Regions from separate parts of the Homo sapiens genome. Here regions 2 and 3 are each linked to region 1. Evidence: chromatin contacts called from ENCODE Hi-C or POLR2A ChIA-PET data. All regions are on one chromosome and are shown on one strand. The core of a region is the stretch at or near the end of the contact, and the rest is flanking DNA. Distances in the headings are between cores, read along the strand shown.

Region 1 (3,455 bases), core at 608-3,107:
GGGAGTGGGCATGGGACCTCTGTCCCTCTATGAGCCTTTTATCTGAGATGGGGGTGACAGAAGTAGGGTCACCCATCTGTCATCCAGCACTCTGCAGAGGCACAGAGTAGGGCAAAGGAGTTATTGGCAGGGTGCAGGGAGCTCTGATGTTTGGACTGTGTGGAGGAACTGAGCTCGAGAGAGGCCAGGAGTTGAGCAAGCTAGCAGTGGGGGGATCTGGGAAGAGGAGCCCCCCCAGGAGTGTGGCACTGGATGCTGGAGATTTCTGACCCAGCTGCAAGGCCTTGTGGAGACTCCGTGGGGTCTTCAGTTGCCTCTGATCTCTTCTCTCAGAGCTTGGAGTAAGAGCCATTGGGAAACTTCCCCAAAAGGACCCATGCACCCCAGAGGCCAGTTGTCAGGCATACTTGGGGATTGATCTGCCCTCCTCCTGGCCACCCTGGCACCAGCTGCTGGCTGGAGGGCTGGAGCCCCACCTCCCTGATCAGACCTTCTCCCAACTTGCAGGAAACTGGGAGAGGGTTCTGGGCCTCGGGGTGCTGGTTCTTCCTCAAAATCACAGGCTTGTCCGCAGGTCACAGCCCTAAGCATTGGCTATTTGCGGCTGACTAAGGCTGGAAAACGGGCTGCCAGAACCCAAGAGGGGAGGATGAAAGCGAAGGTGACACAGGATGTGGCTTGGCAGAGAGGCGTGCACACAGAAGTAGTGGGCAGCTGGTGTGGGCAGCAGGGTGGTAGGGTTTGGGGAGGTGGAAGACCATGCTTCCCAGCTCCTGGCCTCCCTTCGTCAGCCCTGCGGGGGCCATCAGAAACAGCCCCGGTGTGTGTGATGGCTGTGCCCCTACAGGTGACTGCTTGGGTTCCAATTGCTCTCATTTCTGGAGGGGGACGGCCTCGGCTGCATTGTGGGGTGTCTTTGTGTGTGCATGTGAGGTATATTTCTGGATGGGAGTGTGTGCATATGCACACACATACATATGTGTGAGGGATGTGGCAACCGGTAACCATTGTCCTGGGAGTATTTGTATGTAGGAGAAAGGTGTGTGTTCTGTGTGGGCATGTGTGCTTGTGAATGGGAGTGTGGTACCTGTTGTCCTTCTGTGTATTTGTGAGTGTGTAAGGGCTGTGCAGGTGATTCCCGTAGCATATGAGATCTATAGGTTCTGTTGAATACTATGTCAGGAAAATGCGATGTGTTGGGCCTGGGTGAGAAGGTTGGAAACCATTGTGAATAGCTGTGGAAGGATGACTTTGTAGGAGAAACTTGTGAGTTCTTTGTTGGTGTGTGTGCGAGTCATTAAGTGACTTTGGTCACTGAGTGCGAGAGGCTGGGGTGGGAAGTGTTCGTTTAAGTAATGAGTGGGCATAATTGTGTAAGGGATGTGTTTGTTCTGCGTGCATGGGGAGCACTGTGTGACTTTTGTTCCCCTGGGTGCGATTTGGGGGAGCCAAGGAGGTATGGGTGGAGATTGTGAGTGGCTATGAGTAGGGTGTGCGAGAGCGGAGGGGAGGTGGTGACAGCAGCCCTCGCGAGTGTACACTTGTGAGCGTGCAGTTGTTTGGTAGCGGAGGGATCGGGGGAGGAAAGATGCGCGTCTGGATGCGCGCAGTGCGAGTGTGCCAGGCCGGGAGATTCAGTCCCATCCAGGCGGGCCGGGCCGGGCTGGGGGCAGGGCTTTCTGCTGCCCCGCCCATTCGTCGCCCCGCCCCTCGGACCGCCCCAGCGGGCTGCAGCGCAGCGGGCGTCCGGCAGAGGGCGCTGCGGGCCCGGTGCCACCGTGCGGCCGAGGGGGCGTGCTCGGCGGCGGGCAGGCAGCGGCCCGGCCAGCTATGCGGGGTCCTGCGGCCGCGGCTGGCGGCACTTCCTGGAGCGGCGGCGGCAGCGGCTTCCCGGGCACCTGGGCGTGGGGAGCGGGGGCGCGCGGCGCGGGGCGGGCGGAGCGAGCGCGCGCCATGGAGGTGGCGGGCGGCGCGGAGCGGGCGTGCTGAGCCCCGGCCGCCGGCCCGGCATGGGCGTCTCCCGCGGGCCCTCCGCCGGCCGGGGCTAGGGCCGGATGGAGCCGCGGGACGGTAGCCCCGAGGCCCGGAGCAGCGACTCCGAGTCGGCTTCCGCCTCGTCCAGCGGCTCCGAGCGCGACGCCGGTCCCGAGCCGGACAAGGCGCCGCGGCGACTCAACAAGCGGCGCTTCCCGGGGCTGCGGCTCTTCGGGCACAGGTGAGCGGGGCGGCGGCGGGGCAGGCACCGAGGCACCGGCAGGTTACCGCTCCCTCACCGGGGGACATTCCTCGGCCACTGGGGGTCCGGGCCACTTCGGTACTGACACTGAGTCGGGGAGAGGCTGGCACCGGCGGCACGAGCCGTCTTGGCGTGGGCACCCACTGGGAGTCATCCCCCAGGGCCGGGACACGGGCGGGATCGGTCGGCTTGGCACTGTCACCGGGTGGGGGTCATTCCCTGGCACCGGCAGTCTAGTGCGCCTCATGTGTAGTACCGTGGGAGGATCGGCTCCCAACCCTCCAGCAGGAAGATGGAATCACCCCAGCCCCCGGCACAAGCAGGTTGGGCCCCCAGGACTGGTCACCCACGCCTTCTTGGCACTGATAGAACAGGGCCTCTCTGAGCCTCCTGGCACCACTGAGGTGGGGATCACACCGCCCTTTGGACTTTCGTGGGACCAGGTTGCCTACCATCACTGCGTGGCATCTGCAGAACGTAGCCCCGTTGATACCGTCACCACACATGGCTTGTCCCCAAGCTCTGGTCACTGGTTTAATTGTTTAACATGTTAAGCTTCTCCTTGGGGTTGGGGGTGCCTGATCATCTGCCCTACCTTGCTCTTAATTAGCAGAGAGACCCCAGCCCATCCCTCTGCTAGGCAGGCAGCATGTCTCCCTCTACCCTCTTCCAGCCCATGCTGGGAAAGGGATGGGGTGGGCTGGAGTCTGGAATCTGCTGGCTGTTCAAGCTTCATCTTGCCCCCTCCCCCAGCACTCCAAATGTCACCATCTTGTGCCTGTGACAGAGCTTTGACCAGGACTCTAGCGGGGAACCGGGGGGAGAGTGTGGAAAGACTGAGTGCAGGCAGTTCATGGCAAGTGTGCTGCTCTTGGTCGTGAGCCGCTGCCTGCCCTGGTAGCCGTGGTGTAAGGTAAGGGACGTGAGGCCCCAGGAGTACCTGACCTGGCTCCCTGCGCTTCTTCCTGACCGAGCCTTGCCCTTCCCTGGTGGCCAAGGAGCTTGTAGCCAATCAGCCAAGGACCCCAGAGCCACCTCAGACTGAACTCTGACCACTTGGAGTCTGCCCAAGGCCTCCCTCTCACTTTTCTGCAGCTGCCTAGACTTGGTGGCATTCACCCCCACCCCGCCCCTTAGCTTTGCTCTGCCCCTTCCCTGGGTAGACTTTACCCACCAATAACATGGGCGGTTTTCTCCTGTCGTGTGGGCTAGCATACCC
Region 2 (4,212 bases), core at 1,032-3,531, 250 kb after region 1:
CTACTCAGGAGGCTGAGGCAGAGAATTGCTTGAACCTGGGAGGCGGAGAAGTTTGCAGTGAGCCGAGATCGCACCACTGCACTCCAGCCTGGGGGACAAAGCAAGACTCCGTCTCAAAAAACACACACACAAAAAAACGCTCTCTTACTGATTCTACATACTTTGGAAACTTATCCAACCCAGAATGACCTCAAGACTGATTTTTTTTTTTTTTTTTTTTTGAGACGGAGTTTCGCTCTTGTTGCCTAGGCTGGAGTGCAACGGCGTGATCTCGGCTCACCGCAACCTCCGCCTCCCGAGTTCAAGTGATTCTCCTGCCTCAGCCTCCCAAGTAGCTGGGATTACAGGCATGCGCCACCACGCCCGGCTAATTTTGAATTTTTAGGTTTCTCCACGTTAGTCAGGCTGGTCTCGAATTTCCGACCTCAGGTGATCCACCTGCCTTGGCCTCCCAAAGTGCTGGGATTACAGGAGTGAGCCACTGCGCCCGACAGGCTGAATTTTTTTTTTTCCAAGAATGAAGTGACACAAATTAGGATCATGGTACTGAATCCGATGAAAATAACAGACTTAGTCCCCAGACTTTCCAAGCTGGGAAGGAAAAGGGAACCACAAAGGAGTTCCCAAAGCGTTAACCTTTCATTTAAATATCTCAATATTTGAATGATTTCTACACACAGCCTTTTTTAGCTTTTGTATGTGCAGTGACCAAACTACTAATCAAATACAACAAAACTGGGCGGGCGCGGTGGATGCCTGTAATTCCAGCACTTTGAGAGGCCGACGTGGACGAATCACTTGAGGCCAGGAGTTCAAGACCAGCCTGGCCAACATGATGAAACCCCGTCTTTACTACAAATACAAAAATTAGCCGAGTGTGGTGGCGCGCGCCGGTACTTCCAGCTACTCGGGAGTCTGAGGCAGGGGAATCGCTTGAACCCGGGAGGCAGAGGTTGCAGTGAGCCAAGATCGCGCCACTGCACTCCAGTTTGGGCGACAGAGCTAGCCTGTCTTAAAAAAAAAAAAGAAAAAAGAGAGACAGACTCCTTGGGTTTCCATTGGATACTCCCCAGAAAGCAGACCCTCACAGGACAAGCGTTTGCCTTCAAAGTCTTGACCATCCTCTACTAGACTCTAACCTCTAACCACAAACACCATAGTTATAAGATTTCCAAAGAGGCTGGGGAGAAGGAGGATAAATCAACCAGGAAACAATGTAGACAACAAGGTTATCAGGAAACAAAGTAGACAACAAGGTTATCAGGAAACAAAGTAGACAACAAGGTTATCAAGAAACAAAAAGAAACTGTCATTGCTACACTAGTTAAAATGATACAGACTTTGAAAAGCAAAACAGCCAAGAAACCACATGGTTCCTTTACTTCTGAAGCCTCTTGTGACAGGATCTATATTCCTAACAGTCTATATTCCTAGGAAAATTGGGATCACAGACGATCAAACAATAACTCACTGTTTTCATAACTTGACTGGTAAGTGGGGGGAAGGGAATTGGTAAACGACAAAAAGTGACTTACAGTGAATTTAATGATCTGTTGGGGATATGTGGGGAAGTCACGTCCCAGACATCAGCCTCAGTTTACCCACCCAGAAAAAGGCGAGAACATAACACTTCGCTCAGAAGAGCCAGAGGGCCTTGTTCCATAAGCCTCCACCTACTCAAAGGTCCCTTCAAAGGCTGGACTCAGTAGGGGTCCCCAGTGCAATTGAGGCATGACACCCGGAGACTTCGGGGTGGGGGGAAAAGGAGAAAGGAAGGAGGGTCAAAGTGCGCAAAGCTCTATCGGTTCCTGGAAAGCCATTTTCGCCACACACTGGGGGTGCCCTAGACCCAACATCTCCTCCCTAAAGAACCACACCGGGAAGCCCCAGCAACTCTCCCTCCTTTCGGCTTCTCCCTCGGTTCCGGGCTGCCCCTCCGGCCGCGCCCCTCAACGCAGTCCGGTAGCCCCTCCTCTGGCAGTGTCACGGCGGCCGGCCAGCCTGCCCACCCGCCGGCGCCAAGGTCTTCTCAACCCCGCGGCGGAAGGATGCCGGGCTGGGCCTCCCAGGCTCCTCCTGGGCCTACCTGCAAGGCAGACGGGAGCTCGGTTTGCAGTCCAGCGAACGGGCTGAGCCACAGGGAAAAAGAAAGAGGAGACAGGAATAAAGGAAGGGGTCCGTTCTACCGACCGGCAGGAGAAGGCGGCTTGAGCGCGGGGCCTCGCGGACAACTCAGCCCTCGACCCGGCGCCGCCGCCGCTCAGGAGACATCAAGCAAGAAGACGGCGCAAAAGATCACCGAATACAAGAACGCCCCAGACATCAAAGGAGGAACGCCCAAGCAATCGTTCAAGGAACCACAGCCGAGCGCCGAAAAACAGCTCAACTCCTACTCAAGGTCCGGCTCCTGTCTGAGGCGTAAATAAACAAACCCAGATCATAAGCCACGGGTTAAAAAAGAGCCTGCACTTCTGCCATTTTCTGTGGGTCGCCGGCTGTTAAAGTTCTTTAGAGAACTGGAGTTTCTCGTGAATGTGTTGAAGATCAAATCATAGCGCAATAACACTTGTTGTGTAACTATAGTCCCCCAACTGTTCTATGGACTCCCAACACTCTTTATCCCAATTGAGCAAATTAGTTAACCTCATTTGACCCTTAGTTTCCTAACAGAGCAGTGAGGGGAATTAAAAATCATAGAGACAGAAAACGAGAGAGAATTCAAGCTGAGGAACAAAATGAACAGTCTACGTAAAAGCTCCAGTTTAGTCCCCACAAAGCATGACCAAGAGAAGCTGGGAAAACCCAGAATTATGTAGCCTGACCTTAAGGCAGGGGGAAAAAAAGCACACGGATTGCTTTTCTCTTTTATTTTCTTCCAAAGGCCTAGAGCCACAGGTGTGCTTCTTACATAATAAGCAAAAGTCTCTTTGGGTTCAGAACCTGATAAAGTGTTGACATTTTCATCACCACAACAATGGCTTTTTTCTGTAGTCTCTTAGTTGATAAATGAATATGCTCAGCACAAATATGGATTAATATGTACATCCTAGATGTGATTCAATAAATCACAAAGATCACTGCAAGTATGGTTACCAATTGTGAGCAATCATAGTCTACCTTACCTGCTCCTAGGGAGGTTTACACCCTTCCCCACTACTCAGAGAGGAAGGGTGTAAAAAGGAAACAAGATAGTCCCAGTTTGTCGGGCGCAGCGGCTCACGTCCATAATTCCAGCACTTTAGGAGACGAGGCTGGTGGATTGCTTTGAGCCCTGGAGTTCAAGACCAGCCTGGGCAACATGGTGAGACTCCAGTCTCTATAAAAAAAAAATAAATAAATACAAAAAGTTAGCCGGGCCTGGTGGCTCCCGCCTGTAGGCCCAGCTACTCGGGAAGCTAAGATGAAAGGATATCCTGAGCCCGGGAGGTGGAGGCTGCGATGAGCCATGATCACACCATTGCACTCCAGCCTGATCTATGGAGCAAGACCCTATCTTAAATTTTTTTTTTTTTAAATGCCGGGCGCAGTGGCTCACGCCTGTAAGCCCAGGACTTTGGGAGGCCGAGGCAGGTGGATCACGAGGTCAGGAGTTTGAGACCAGCCTGGTCAAGATGGTGAAACCCCGTCTCTACTAAAAATACAAAAATTAGCCGGTCGTGGTGGCGGGTGCCTGTTATCCCAGCTTTTCGGGAGGCTGAGGCAGGAGAATCGCTTGAACCCAGGAGGCGGAGGTTGCAGTGAGCAGAGATCGTGCCACTGCACTCCAGCCTGGGCGACACAGCAAGACTCCGTCTAAAAAAAAAAAAAAAAAAAAAAAAAAAAAAAAAAAAAAAAAAAAAAAAGTCCCAGCCTTTGAAGACTTTAATTAAACTCAAAGAGCACATCCTTACAGTATTAGCCTTTTTTAAATAATGTATTGGCACTTTACAAAAATCTCCTCTAAGTCTTTGAAAATACTGCCCAGGCCGGGCGCGGTGGCTCACGCCTGTAATCCCAGCACTTTGGGAGGCCGAGGCGGGCGGTTCATGAGGTCAGGAGATTGAGACCATCCTGGCTAATGCGGTGAACCCCGTCTCTACTAAAAATACAAAAAATTAGCCAAGCGTGGTGGCAGGAGCCTGTAGTCCCAGCTACTCGGGACTACAAAAAAAAAAAAAAAGAAAGAAAGAAAACTCTCCTTCTTGGAGAGGCTTGTGGAGCATAGCTATAGCC
Region 3 (4,212 bases), core at 633-3,132, 210 kb after region 1:
TAAATTCAATTTCTACAAGTCAAATACCTTAAAAAGAAAAACCTAAGCCGGGTGCAGTGGCTCACTCCTGTAATCCAGCACTTTGGGAGGCTGAGTCGGGTGGATCACCTGAGGTCAGGAGTTCGAGACCAGCCTGGCCAACATGGTGAAACCCCGTCTCTACTAAAAATGCAAAAATTAGATGGGCGTGGTGGCACGCCCCTGTAATCCCAGCTACTCGGGAGACTGAGGTGGGAGAATTGCTTGAACTCGGGAGGCAGAGGTTGCAGTGAGCCGAGATCACGCCACTGTACTCCGCCTGGATGACAGAGTGAGACCCTGTCTCAAAAAAAAAAAGAAAGAAAAGAAAAGTAAAGACAAGGCTTTGCACCATTACCAACCTAATTTCAGCCAGTCATTTCATTACGCACATGTCATTGATCACGAGAGGGCCAGGCAAGAGAGTAAGCAAAGGACTAATCCATCACTACCTCAACTATAAGTAGGGAAGAAGAAAGAAAAATAACCTCAAAAATGGCAGTAAAATTTTTTTAATCCTCCTATTTGAAACACAGAATATTAAGAACAAAGTACAGAGACAGTGGATATTCTGATAGCAGAGATGAGAATATGGGATATTACACCTTTCGAGCTTGAGAATACTAAATACAAAACCTTCATCCTAATTTACTCCCTAAGAAAGCTGATCCTGCAATCTGGGGATATAGGAGTATCAGTCAAGTTTATAACAAGAATCAGTGATTTAATAAATAAAGATAAGACTAAGAGGTAAGAAGCTTTAATAACTGATTTTTATCGCTGGCTTGTTATATAATCTTGGACAAATCATATCCTCGCTGAATTTCAAGTTTTCCTCCAATATGTAAACTGAAAGTAATAATACCTTCCTTCTATCTTAAAGGAATAAAATCCTTGGAGAATCTTAGGGGAAATGGGTTATAAAATTTCAAGACAAGATTATTACTTTTCAAAGTAAAACTCAAGATAGAACAATAACCAGAGTATGTGATAAACAGAAGTTCACACAAAGAAGTCTCGCACCTACAGTTCTAAGAGAAAGATTGCAAAGGAAACTACAGTGATTATAAAAAGCCACAGATTACATTATCTCTAATTAACCACCTGACAAATTGAAAACAAATAATTCAACAGAACTAAGATCAATCAATTAAAATTATACACAGTCCCTTTCTTTATAAGAAGCCAAAATCCCAGAAATAAACTGTCAACAGACAGAACCTGCACCTCTACTGCACACAGGCAGCAGCATTAGTTTTTTATATATAAACTCAAAATAAGACCGACCTCTGTATAGGATATATCACAAATGGGCTAACAATTTTACAAAATGTTTTGAAGATACAAAACTGAGTAAATTCTAATTACTGTAACTATAATAAGGGGGGAGAAGTGAAGCACCAGCTTTCCTGCTACAGATTTTGCTTACTAGAGCTTTCTAAAGTAACTCACAATGATGCTGCCTAATGTCTGAAACACGGGAAAGCTTGTGCTCAAAACAAAGTGTGATCAAAACCGGAAATAGAAAGCAATAAGACCCAAATTTGAGACTGACAATTTTCCTTACTCCCACTTACCTCAGAAGGATGAAGAAAAAAGAAACGGAAGTTTTATCTGCAAATTATTCTGGAGAAAACAGTGTGCTGAGAACACAAGAACTCCTAAAAACGGAAGGAAGAACAAGGAGGAAAGCACTAAACCAAGAAGAAACTGAAGCTCAATTTTTTGGTTTCAAGCTATCAAAAGAATCAAGAAGACCAAGAAGGCTACTCTTAAATGTACAGAAATGGCAAAAGATTTCCTATTAGCAAGCAACAAAAAAAGAGTAGCTTCTGATGGAAGAAATTTCAGAGGCAAAACAGCTTAACCCCAGAAACGGAAACTGAAACCAGCTGCCTCAAACAGACCTAATGACTTTGGCAACAATATACCTTTCATCCACCAACAATATCAGGAGGCTGGAGTAGGGCCGATTTCAAATCATAAAGGATCACATCTTTCTATTCTCTGCATAGTCTTTGAGAAAGAATCCAACTCCTTCCTGGGAGCACCACATTGCCCCCAATTCTTCCTGGAAACCCCTGGAGCTACAGCAAGAATATTGTTGGGCCAGGCGCAGTAGCTCACACCTGTAATCCCAGCACTTTAAGAGGCCAAGGCAGGTGGATCACCTGAGGTCAGGAGTTCGAGACTAGCCTGGCCAACACGGTGAAACCCTGTCTCTACTAAAAATACAAAAATTAGCTGGGCGTGGTGTCACGCGCCTGTAATCCCAGCTACTCGGAAGGCTGAGGCAGGAGAATCGCTTGAACCTAGGAGGTGGAAGTTGCAGTGAGCCGAGATCATGCCATTGCACTCCAGCCTAGGTAACAAAGTGAGACTCCATCTCAAAAAAAAAAGGAAAGAATATTGTCAGAAAAAAAAAAAAGCTTTGAGAACATTAACCCAGGAATCTTCACAAGTCCTAGGACAGATGTGATTACTCATCAGACAAATAAGAAAAACAAAACCTGGAAGAGGTTAAGAAATTCATCTAGATTCACAGATGAGTCTGGAGCCAAAGCAGGATTTGAATTCAGGCTTTTCCTTCAGATAGTACCAGAGCTACACTCCCAGTCCTTGCTTGGCTTAGTAGATACTGTGTTCAGTGTTTTCCAATCTTATAGTCAGCCCAGGTCAGGTTCTTGGCTGACTAAAATAGGGAAAGAAAAAATTTCCCTCGAGGCTTCAAGAAAAGAAGTCAAATTATTAAACACAGAGTTCTTATGCTAAAAGGCCGACATGCCACCCTACCATGCCAATCACATTTCTTAGCCAATCAAAAGAAGGCATTAGATTTAAGAACCTAGTTATTTAAATCTGAGTAGAAGCTGGATTCCATTTCCCCAACTTTCCAAATAAAGAACACTTAAAGATGGGGAAGGATGTAAAAGCACTGATAAATAACCAACAAGCATTGATTAAGCAGGTATTATGTTGGCACTGTTCTAGGCACTGAGGATACTATAGTAAAGAAGAACATTCTTGCCCCCCAAAAGCTTATGTGATTTTTATATAATTAAATATTAACAATACTTTCAAGTACTGAAAAAGGCTAGAAAGAAAATATGGCAGGTGAAAGAAAACAACACACCCTTTTACCTGGGGTGGCCAGAGAAAGCCTCTCTGAGATGACATTTGAGTTAAGACTGGCATCTTGAAATAGAAACCTTGAGAAAAGAGGCAGGTGAAAAAAATATTTCAAGGAGGATGAGGAGTACCAAGTACTAAGGTCCCTAACAGGTAAGCTTAGCGCATGTGAAGGCCGGAAATAAGGCCAACATGGCTGGAGCACCACTAACAAGGAAGAGAATAAAGACAGGTTGGTACTAGCAGACCATGATAAAATTTGGATTTTATTAAGTGTAATGGGTTACTATTAGAGGATTTTAGCTAAGGAAATGACAAGATGATGGGAATTTGGGCCAGGGTTATAGCAATATAAGAGATGAATAGTCATACTCAGAATATATTTTGGAGAAACAGCTAAGGGAATTACAGATGCATTGTATTTGAGGTGTGAGAGAGAAATGAAGAGTGATTCCTAAGTTTTGGGCCTAAGTCCCAAGTGGATAGTGGAGACACTTATTGAGAAGGGTTCTACTATATGTGTTATGTTTGCGGGTGGGGGAGCAGATTAAAGGGATAAATCAATAGTTTAGGATCACTTTCTATTTTTCTATGAATATGAGCCTGAGAAAATATGAATTCAAGAGAAACTTAAATTTTTCCTATAAATTAATAGTATAATAAATATAATGCAACATTGGTTCTTTTTTTTTTTTTTGAGAAGGAGTTTCACTCTTGTTGCCCACGCTGGAGTGCAATGGCATGATCTCGACTCACTGCAATCTCCGCCTCCCAGGTTCAAGCGATTCTTCTACCTCAGCCTCCTGAGTAGCTGGGATTACAGGCACATGCCACCACACCTAATTTTTTATATTTTTAGTGGAAACAGGGTTTCACCATGTTAGCCAAGCTGGTCTCAAACTCCTGACCTCAGGTGATCTGCCTGCCTTGCCATCCCAATGTGCTGAAACTACCGTGCCTGGCCTGCTTCCTATTCTTAAATAATTATACATAACATTTGAGAGTCAAGCAAGGTAGATCACACCTGTAACCCAGCTAACTCAGGAGGCTAATGGAGGAGAACTG

The links. A loop is a pair of places that touch in the nucleus more often than their neighbours do. ChIA-PET counts read pairs that join two places held with the same protein, here RNA polymerase II (POLR2A). Pooled maps may share reads with other maps.
Region 2: a loop to region 1 is called in a map of CD8-positive, alpha-beta T cell, with 2.6 times the contacts of the local background. The contact joins the promoter of AMBRA1 here to the promoter of DGKZ in region 1. A Hi-C loop is called at or near these places in 1 of 168 maps with a recorded cell type or tissue (CD8-positive, alpha-beta T cell), 1 of 37 single-sample maps with no recorded cell type and 9 of 50 pooled maps. POLR2A ChIA-PET finds 5 or more read pairs at or near these places in 4 of 52 experiments (A673, B cell, HEK293 and 1 more).
Region 3: a loop to region 1 is called in a pooled map, with 2.8 times the contacts of the local background. The contact joins the enhancer-like site here to the promoter of DGKZ in region 1. A Hi-C loop is called at or near these places in 2 of 50 pooled maps. POLR2A ChIA-PET finds 5 or more read pairs at or near these places in 6 of 52 experiments (A673, H1, OCI-LY7 and 3 more).

What each region holds. Positions count from the first base shown.
Region 1 is chr11:46,345,606-46,349,060 of GRCh38, forward strand. DGKZ (diacylglycerol kinase zeta) reads left to right here and starts at 1,858. Exons shown (of 31, transcript NM_001199267.2): 1 at 1,858-2,215. The coding sequence starts at 2,055. RefSeq lists enhancers at 591-660, 731-780, 2,684-3,455 and silencers at 1,565-2,044, 2,145-2,194, 2,157-2,370, 3,007-3,166.
Region 2 is chr11:46,591,742-46,595,953 of GRCh38, forward strand. AMBRA1 (autophagy and beclin 1 regulator 1) reads right to left here and starts at 2,282. Exons shown (of 18, transcript NM_001387011.1): 1 at 2,087-2,282. RefSeq lists enhancers at 2,034-2,534, 2,037-2,466.
Region 3 is chr11:46,558,974-46,563,185 of GRCh38, forward strand. All of the region lies in intron 1 of AMBRA1 (autophagy and beclin 1 regulator 1), which reads right to left. Among named protein-coding and RNA genes, the nearest start is that of AMBRA1, 33 kb to the right of the region's middle. Within about 2 kb of position 1,883, at least 12 of the 41 ENCODE cell types and tissues checked have a DNase peak (open chromatin) inside an H3K27ac peak, as active enhancers do; they include A673 and OCI-LY7, where a contact is called at or near this core.